Linked DNA regions of Homo sapiens: region 2 is linked to region 1. Evidence: read pairs that join two places in POLR2A ChIA-PET (ENCODE). Cell type or tissue: HepG2. All regions are shown on one strand. Links, peaks and the distances in the headings refer to the core of each region. The heading gives the core; the rest is flanking DNA. Region 1 overlaps TRIM9 (tripartite motif containing 9). Region 2 has its middle 34 kb from the start of TRIM9.

Region 1 (4,401 bases), core at 327-4,326:
AGAAAACAAAAGCAGTGACTGTAACATAAGAAATGAGAAGGTGAAGCCGGTCAATTGTCGTATACTTAAGAAAACACTGTGAGACATTACAATAAAACCATGTCTGAGCTACTAAATCAAACATAGCTAAATCAAAATTAGTGCCTGTTAAAACTGCAGGCAATTGGTTTAGGAGAAGAAATCATGTTTTAAGCTTCAACGGCACAGGGTTTGGATGAAATCTTATCAAAGAGCTACAGCTACTGCAGGCTCAGAAGCCCCAGAAATCCAGATTTGGAGGAAAGGAAATAAATTCATTGTCTTGCTCACTAAATAAACTACAGGACTGGTTGGAAAGAGAAGGACACAGAAGACATAATGCCTTCTAATGAGAGTATCTAAACATAAATAGGCATCACCCAGGAGTCGTAATTGCAGGATTAACTTTAGGTCATTTTAACTACTAGGGACTTTCCTTTTTATTTTAAATTTGTTTTCTTTATTAAAATACATTTTTAACATATTTACTACGGAAGATAAATATAACAAGTTTTGGGAAACCATTCTTCAAAGGGCTTGTAGAGACATGAATGATTCCCCCCGGGGGGTATTTATTCTTAACTGTCCTTATTAGTTAGCGCCCACCATGAAACAATTCCTTATGCTCTTATTTCATTAGCTCCATATTAGTCTTTCTTTTTTCCTTTGTTCATGTTTCAGGTAAGTCTACATTTCATCAATTACAAAAATCAAAGAATAAGATCACAGATGGTTTCAACTTAAATCATGCAAATGCTTACAATGTCTCTGATAAGAAACTCAAATGTACCTGTGTAGACATAGGTATAATTAAAAAAGTAACTGAAATACATGATGTCATGTGTAATTAAAACATCAGAACTTAATTTATAAGCCCTTGGTGGATACAGTTTAAAAGACCAAAAGGATAAAAAAAAAAGGCTAGACTCTCAATAATCTTCAGATCTTGATATTGTCCCAGATTTAGACAAATTAGCAAATGGACAAAAAGTCAAAGGGAGTGGAGAGGAAAAAAAAAAGAAAGAACTAACCCAGAGATATTTGCATCTGTCTGAATCTATTCCTCCATGTGCTGAGAATTAGTTTTCCGTTTTCCTTATTTACCCCCAGTGATGTTGTATATAAAAGGTGAATGTGCCAAAATTACAGCCTCATTAGCAGAAACTCAGGCTGACATTCTAGAAAAATATATTTTATAGTGGGTGTTATGTTATCCTATTTAACTTCATTAGGCACAAAATAAATGGTCTACTAGAAATCCAAAGTACTTTCCAATTAATCTATCTTTTATGGTTTGGAAAAGGATAGCATTACAGTTTCTGGACTGAAATCTAAGGAAGAGCATTGTGTTTTACTGGAACTCCTGTTATTGGGGCTGTCATAGCTATATTGATTTTTACACTTTCTTGATCATTCTGGGGCAGCTTTTGTTTTTTCCTTAAGAATGAATTTCCCCTGACCTGATCAGGGTTCCAGCATTTATCCTTCTTTTAGCCTGTAAAATCAAGCTTTAGGCTAAAAATTCTTCTCTTAAAATACAAGGGGGAAGCTATTCTCACTGACTTCCTTGAAGAGGTCTGGCGGAGCTGTGGTTCAAAATTAAATTTTCCAGTAGCAGCTTCTTATACCAATGTTTTCAAATGTCTTCCCTTTTTAAGGCCACTCTATTTCAAATTCTATCTCACATTTTATTTGTTTAATTTTTTTTTTCAGTGATCTTTCAGATTGTGAACACTCACAACCATCCAGAATTCCTCTGTGAAAGTACACAGGAGTGTGGCAGGGACAAGTGAGAAGAGAAGCTGGGCTCCCAACCTCAACAGGGAACACTAATCATAAGGGATGCTTTCAAGCACTTTACTGAATGCCAGAGAGTGTTGTGAGAGGTTTACAGGTATTCACTCATTTAATTTTCACAATAATCCTATAAAGAAGGTATTGCAATTATCTTTATTGTGCAGCTGAGGAAATGGAAACACAGTAAGGTTTTACAGCTAGTAAGTGGCAGGACTGGCATCTGAAGCCAAGCAGCCTGGCTCCAGAGGCTGTGTGCTTAGCATTGCATCATACTGCCCCTCTCCAGTCCGGTGTTTAGAAATAGTGTACTGGAGGAAAGTCTGCACGTCTAATTCCCAAAGTTTCTTTCTGTTTCCTATAATGTGAACAATAAAGATTCCCCAAATAAAGATTCTACCTTCACAACTATGGTGGTTGGGAATGCAATTTTACTGTGTTATCTTCTCTGAAGGCTCATTTGTAGACTGTCATTCCCCTTTATGGTGGCTGAACAATACAAATGGCATCTGAGGAAAGTTTAGACTTTAGCAGAACTACAAGCTGTTTCTGGAAAGCTATTACCGGTACACTGTTAAAGATAACCCTGAACGCAGGTTTTGAGTCCATGCATTTCAGGCTATCAGCATTAACAGATTACATGCAAGTGTGTGTGCTCATTCCATCCCCGCTAACCCTCTGGCAGCTTTCCCCCTATGATTTATAGGGGACTCTATTCAGATCACACTGTCCTTGCCCATGACCTTGGTGCATACTCAGGGCTCTTATATTCAACTTGAGTCAATAAAAATAAATACACCCTTAGGTGAGTAGAGGCACTTAAGGGGATTAACAGCCAATGGTCTATGTGCTAAAAAGGCTTGGTGAACTGTTAGGTCATTGTTTCGTCCTGGTTCAGAATGAACAAACTGGCATTTCACTTCAGTACCATGACTCATGAATCTTGGGATTCTTTGTGTACTTAGACAATTCTGGGTTAATATTTATTGGGGGAGGAAGTAGGTATCTGAAATCTATTCTCAACCAAACAGTAAAGCCCTTGGCTGACTAGGAGAAGACTTAAAATTTCCTTCCTATGACCTGGAAAAGAGCTGATCATACAACCTTAGAATTAAGTGGAAAATGTTTTTTTAATTACTCTCTAATAAAAGTAGAAGACAAAACTTAATATGTTGTTTTCTATAAAAGAAAAGTCTGAAAGACCAAATGCCACTTCCAGTTTTCTGGAAAGAGGGTAAGATGATTTTCTAATCAAAATACAACCAGAAAACGTGCCATTACAATTTAGGGATATTTGAAAAAAGGTACCAGCCTTCTCCAGATTGATCCCATTGCTTGAGGGTGGTGTGGAATCAGAATGGGTCAGTTAAATCCGTAGCTAATAAGAGAGTAAAACTTTAGATAGTGCATTCTTGCTGAATAGCAGCTGGTCTGAGTGAAAATACGTAAAAGCCAACTGCAAACCTACTTTCTTTTTTATCAACAACAACAACAAAAACAACGGCAACAACAATGGCGTCTATGATGAGCTTTTGAAACCAGAGATGTTTGATAAAATTCTGAGTCAAGAAGTAAACAGATATTTTAGTTATGATTTTGAGTCAGAACTTTAAATGCATACTTTAAGTAAATTTGAAAATATTTTAACTTCCTCCTGTAATCAACTTAGCACAATTAGAAAATACATATTGGATTACATGTATTGTTAGTTTCACAATGGACGGATTACTTTAATACCACTCCAAATGCTACTTCTTTCTTTGAGGTGCAGTTTCTTGACATATTTTTTACTGACAAGTTGTGAAAGGGCAGTTTATTAAACTGACAAAGAATATCTTTAAAAAATAAGAAGATGAACGCCACAACAGGAAGAGTTGTGTATATATTAACAGATATTACAGAGGCCAATAGAAGTCTGAACTCCAGCCAATCAAGTTCTATTGTGTCATGACCTTTGGCTTTTTCTTTCCATCGCAAGCATCTGACAGATGAAAATTATTCAGATTCTAAAGAAGGCTAGGCTCTCACTGAATTAATTAAACTCAATGAGCACAAAGCAAAGCATATAAATTAACCAGGCAGAGTGATAATAATCAGAAGTAAATTAAATTAGACAAAGTGTTAAAAAAGAAAATGAAAATGGAAGACTATAATCCAGTATTATACCAAATGGCCTGTTAGGTTAACTTCATGAATCATTGTTCTGTTTTTTGTGTGGTTTCAGATGGATTTGTGCTGGGAGAGGGTTCTGCGTTTTGGCCCTGAGAATACTTGGTATTCTCTGCTGTGTGTGCAGACTTGAACAGACTGGACAAACAGCCTTGTCCCTCTTACTTTTGTGCGCAGTCCTAAGTGGCCAAGTGACAGTGCTTTAGAAATGTGGTCTGTGATGCAGAGAGCATGAACTCGCAGTTCCCATACCCAGTGAAGGGCCTGTTCACTCCAGCTCAATCTCTACCATCCTGCCAACTGGCCTGGACTCCACCGTGAGCAGATGGACATGACTCAGGAGGGCAATGAATGGGGGAGGAGAGGATTTTGACAGATGATTAAAGCATTTCAAAACCCTGAGGCTTTTACCCTCTAACT
Region 2 (4,401 bases), core at 228-4,227, 120 kb after region 1:
CTCTCCCCACTTTATGTTTTTGTTTGCTTGTTTGAAGATCAGTTGGCTGTAAGTATTTGGGTTTATTTCTGGGCTCTCTATTCTGTTCCATTGGTCTATGTGCCTATTTTTATACCAGTACCATGCTGTTTTGGTGACTATAGTCTTACAGTACAGTTTGAAGTCAGGTAATGTAATGCTTCCAGATTTGTTCTTTTTGCCTAGTTTTGCTTTGGCTTTGCAGCTCTTTTTTGGTTCCATATGAATTTTAGGATTGTTTTTTGTAGTTCTGTGAAGACTGATAGTGGTATTTTGATGGGAATTGCACTGAATTGGTAGATTGCTTTTGGCAGTATGGTCATTTTCACAATACTGATTCTACCCATCCATGAGCATGGGATGTGTTTCCTTTTGGTTGTGTTGTCTATTATTTCTTTCAGGAGTGTTTTGTAGTTTTCCTTATAGAGGTCTTTCACCTCCTTGGTTAGGTATAGTCCTAAGTATTTTATTTTACTTTATTTATTTTTTTGCAGCTATTGTAAAAAGGGTTGAGTTATTGATTTGATTCTCAGCTTGGTCGCTGTTGGTGTATAGCAGAGCTACAGATTTGTGTACATTAATTTTATATCTTGAAACTTTGCTGAATTCATTTACCAGCTCTAAGAGCTTTCTGGATGAGTCTTTAGGGTTTTCTAGGTATATGATGATAATCATCAGCAAACAGTGACAGTTTGACTTTCTCTTTACTAGTTGGGATGCCCTTTATTTCTTTCTCTTGTCTGATTGCTCTGGCTAGGACATACAGTACTATGTTGAATAGAGGTGGTGAAAGTGGGCATCCTTGTCTTGTTCCAGTTTTCAGGGGGAATGCTTTCAACTTTTCCCCATTCAGTATAATGTTGGCTGTGAGTTTGTCATAGATGGCTTTTATTACCTTAAGGTATGTCCCTTCTATGCCAATTTTGCTGAGGGTTTTAATCATAAAGAGATGCTGGATTTTGTTGAATGTTTTTTCTACTTCTATTGAGATAACCATGTAATTTTTGTTTTTAATTATGTTTATGTGGTGTATCACATTTATAGACTTGCAAATGTTAAGCCATCCCGGCATCCCTGGTATGAAACCTACTTGATCATGGTGGATTATCTTTTTGATATGCTGTTGGATTTGGTTAGCCAGTATTTTATTGAGGGTTTTTGCATCGATGTTCTTCAAGGATATTGGTTTGTAGTTTTCTTTTTTTGTTATGTCCCTTCCTGGTTTTGGTATCAGCATGATACTGGCTTCATAGAATGATTTAGGGAGGATTCCCTCTTTCTCTATCCTGTGGAATAGTGTCAACAGGATTGATACCAGTTCTTCTTTGAATATCTGGTGGAATTCAGCTGTGAATCCATCTGGTCCTGGACTCTTTTTTGTTGGCAAATTTTTAATTACCATTTCAATCTCACTGCTTGTTATTGGTCTGTTCAGAGTTTCTATATCTTCCTGGTTTAATCTAGGAGGGTTGTATATTTCCAGGAATTTATCCATCTTCTCTAGGTTTTCTAGTTTATGTTTGGACTTTTAATTGCTTTCATTATGACCTTTATTTACTTTCATGTTTTTCATAGATATTTTATAATATTTTTCCTCTTTACTTCCAACTAAGTAATCTATTGGTTTTATACTATGTAAATTGCTTTATTTTATTCCTTTTAATTTTCTTATTTTGTAATTATCCTTTTGGTTTTAATGTCTTCTCCACCTATCTTTGAACTTTTATTATTTGAGCCTGGGCACAGAAGCACAGGCTGGAGGCTGCCTCTCTGCAGTGGCCCTGTTTTCACCTCTTTTCCACCTTACTGAATCTCTTATCTGTTTATCTTCATCTTAGCTGCCTCAGAAAACTAAATAACTCACTTGGCCCAGGAGAACTCCTATTTTTGCTTGTATGGATGGTGCTCTTGTTATACTGAAATGGTGATAATCTTGATAATTTGCACTATCCAGAAACTATTTCCAAAGATTACTCATGAGAAGTAGAACAAGGTGATTGTGAACAAGAAAAGACATAGAGAATCTTTACTTAATACTTATACCTATCTGTACTGTTTGGAATGTTTCCATAGTCGTATAGTACTTTTATAAAATACACAAGTGAAAACTAGCAAGTTTTGTGTTCGCCATCATTTATAGGCAATGGCTATGGGACAAATTGTATCAACAACATGCCGAAGGTGAGATGGGAAGTCGTTACCCTGCTCTGGCATTGGTGAGGAAGCTGTTGATAAACAGTCCCAGGATAGCAACACAGAATGTCTATATCCAGGTCGTGGCCAGCAGTGGACAGACTCTAAGGTTACTCCCAATGACCCCTGCCTTCTAATATTCAAATCCCCTTCCTTTGAGTGTGAGTAGGATCTGCAACCTACTTCTTTTTTTTTTTTTTTTTTTTTGAGACAGAGTCTCGCTCTGTCGCCCAGGCTGGAGTGCAGTGGCGCAATCTCAGCTCGCTGCAAGCTCCACCTCCTGGGTTCACACCATTCTCCTGCCTCAGCCTCCTGAGTAGCTGGGATTACAGGTGCCTGCCACTATGCCCGGCTAAGTTTTTGTATTTTTAGTACAGATGGGGTTTCACTGTGTTAGCCAGGATGGTCTCAATCTCCTGACCTCGTGATCCGCCTGCCTCGGCCTCCCAAAGTGCTGGGATTACAGGTGTGAGCCACCGCGCCCGGCTGGATCTGCAACCTACTTCTAACCAAAAGCATATGGCAAAGGTGATGGGATATCACCCCTATGATTATGTCATAATACATTAAAGAAGACTCCATGCTACTGGCACTCACTGTTGCTCTCCTACTGGCTCTGTAGAAGCAAGTGGCCATGATGTGACCTGGATATGAAGAGGGCTGTGTGCTGGGAGCTGCAGGCAGCCTCTAGCGGCTGAGGGTGGTCTTTACCCAATACAGCAAGAAACCAAAGCCCTCAGATCTACAGATGCAAGAAGGTGAATTCTGCTAACAACCTGAGTGAGATTGGAAGCAAATTTTCCCTAACTGAGCCTCCAGATGAGAACATAGCCCAGATGACACCTTGATTGCAACCATTTGAGAGCAGAGGACCCAGCTGAATGGTTCCTAGAATCATGACCCATGGAAACTGTGACAGGATAATGTGTGTATGTATGTGTTAGTGTGCATGTTTAATTGCTTTATTGAGGTATAATTTGTATGCTATATAATTCACCTATTTAAAATGTACAATTCAATGAATTTTAGTGTATTCACTGAGTTTGTAAGCATTACCACAATCTTCGAACATTTCATCTCCTCCCAAAAAACCTCCACACACATTAGCAGTTACTCCCCAACTCCTCAGCCCTACACAATTACTAAACTACTGACTGTCTCTATAAATTTGCCTTTTCAAGACATTTCATGTGAATGAACTTGCATAATATGTGGTCTTTTTTGATTGACTTCTTTCACTTAGTCTTGTATTAAGCCCCTAAATATGTGGTAATTTGTTACACAGCATAGAAAACTAATACACATTCACAACAGTTTAACTCTAATATTTATTTCTCAATTGCTCCTCTTCCCTTCTAATCAGGGTCAAAAGAATCCTCCTCATCCATTGTGTCCCTCGTGAGAGCTGCTCATTTGTTAGAACTTTTATTTATCATTCAGGATTCACATAAAAGGTAAGATCCCAAACAGGAGGGAAGCACTCTTCACTTCCATATCATGGATCTTTGTTCCTTTTGAGAAAGTGCTTCAAGGGTTTAGGCTGTGGCTGAGGATCCTATAATGTTTGTTTGGTTTCCCCAAGGACAAATAGAATGTTTACTATGATATTCAAATCTAAACCTTGGTTTTTGTCTGCTTGAACTATCAGTAACAGAGAGGTGTGTTACAGTCTCACTATGATTGTGGATTTCTTGATTCCTCCTTGTAAGCTTCCCCTTACCCTTCACTATCCATCTGCATCCCTTATCCCTGAACTACCCTGGCCTATGGTTTCAGGTCACCTCTGTGGTTTCCAGTGACCCATTTTCTGGCACTTGGAGATGTTCCTGTTTTAAGAATGTATGAATTTGGCTTTGCATTTAAAATAATTTGTATTATATTTTATAAATCCTTTCTAGGCATTGCAGTGGGAGGGTTTTCATGTTTCTCAGTCTGCCATATTGCTGAAATTGGATCAGTCAAAAGTTGATTTTTCTAAAGTCCTAAATGGGACATATTTCCTGTCCCCAGGTGTCTTATAATTTTGTTTATTAACAGTCATCTCAATGCCTCAAGGAATCAGGTGTCACCCTGCAATCCCCTTCCTAACACAGCATCACTAGGCTCCGGCATTTGACCACAACTCACAAGATTCCAGACACCGCCTTGTAAAATGCCATCACTTCCTACCCTCAGATTCAAGTGCATAGA

What was found. ChIA-PET counts read pairs that join two places held together with the same protein. Peaks named below come from ENCODE experiments on the same cell type or tissue, not always from the same donor. Only the 100,000 strongest peaks of a DNase experiment are listed, where the experiment ranks them.
Region 2: POLR2A ChIA-PET joins it to region 1 with 5 read pairs; 2 of 35 experiments call an interaction of 5 or more read pairs at or near these places.

What each region holds. Positions count from the first base shown.
Region 1 is chr14:51,002,720-51,007,120 of GRCh38, forward strand. The region is part of intron 5 of TRIM9 (tripartite motif containing 9); the gene reads right to left. Among named protein-coding and RNA genes, the nearest start is that of PYGL, 60 kb to the left of the region's middle. In HepG2, for the core only: no CTCF peak of the experiment used is centred there; DNase peaks (open chromatin) are centred at 2,082 and 2,722; H3K4me3 peaks cover 885 bases.
Region 2 is chr14:51,126,461-51,130,861 of GRCh38, forward strand. No RefSeq gene overlaps it. Among named protein-coding and RNA genes, the nearest start is that of TRIM9, 34 kb to the left of the region's middle. In HepG2, for the core only: a CTCF peak has its summit at 2,895; no DNase peak of the experiment used is centred there.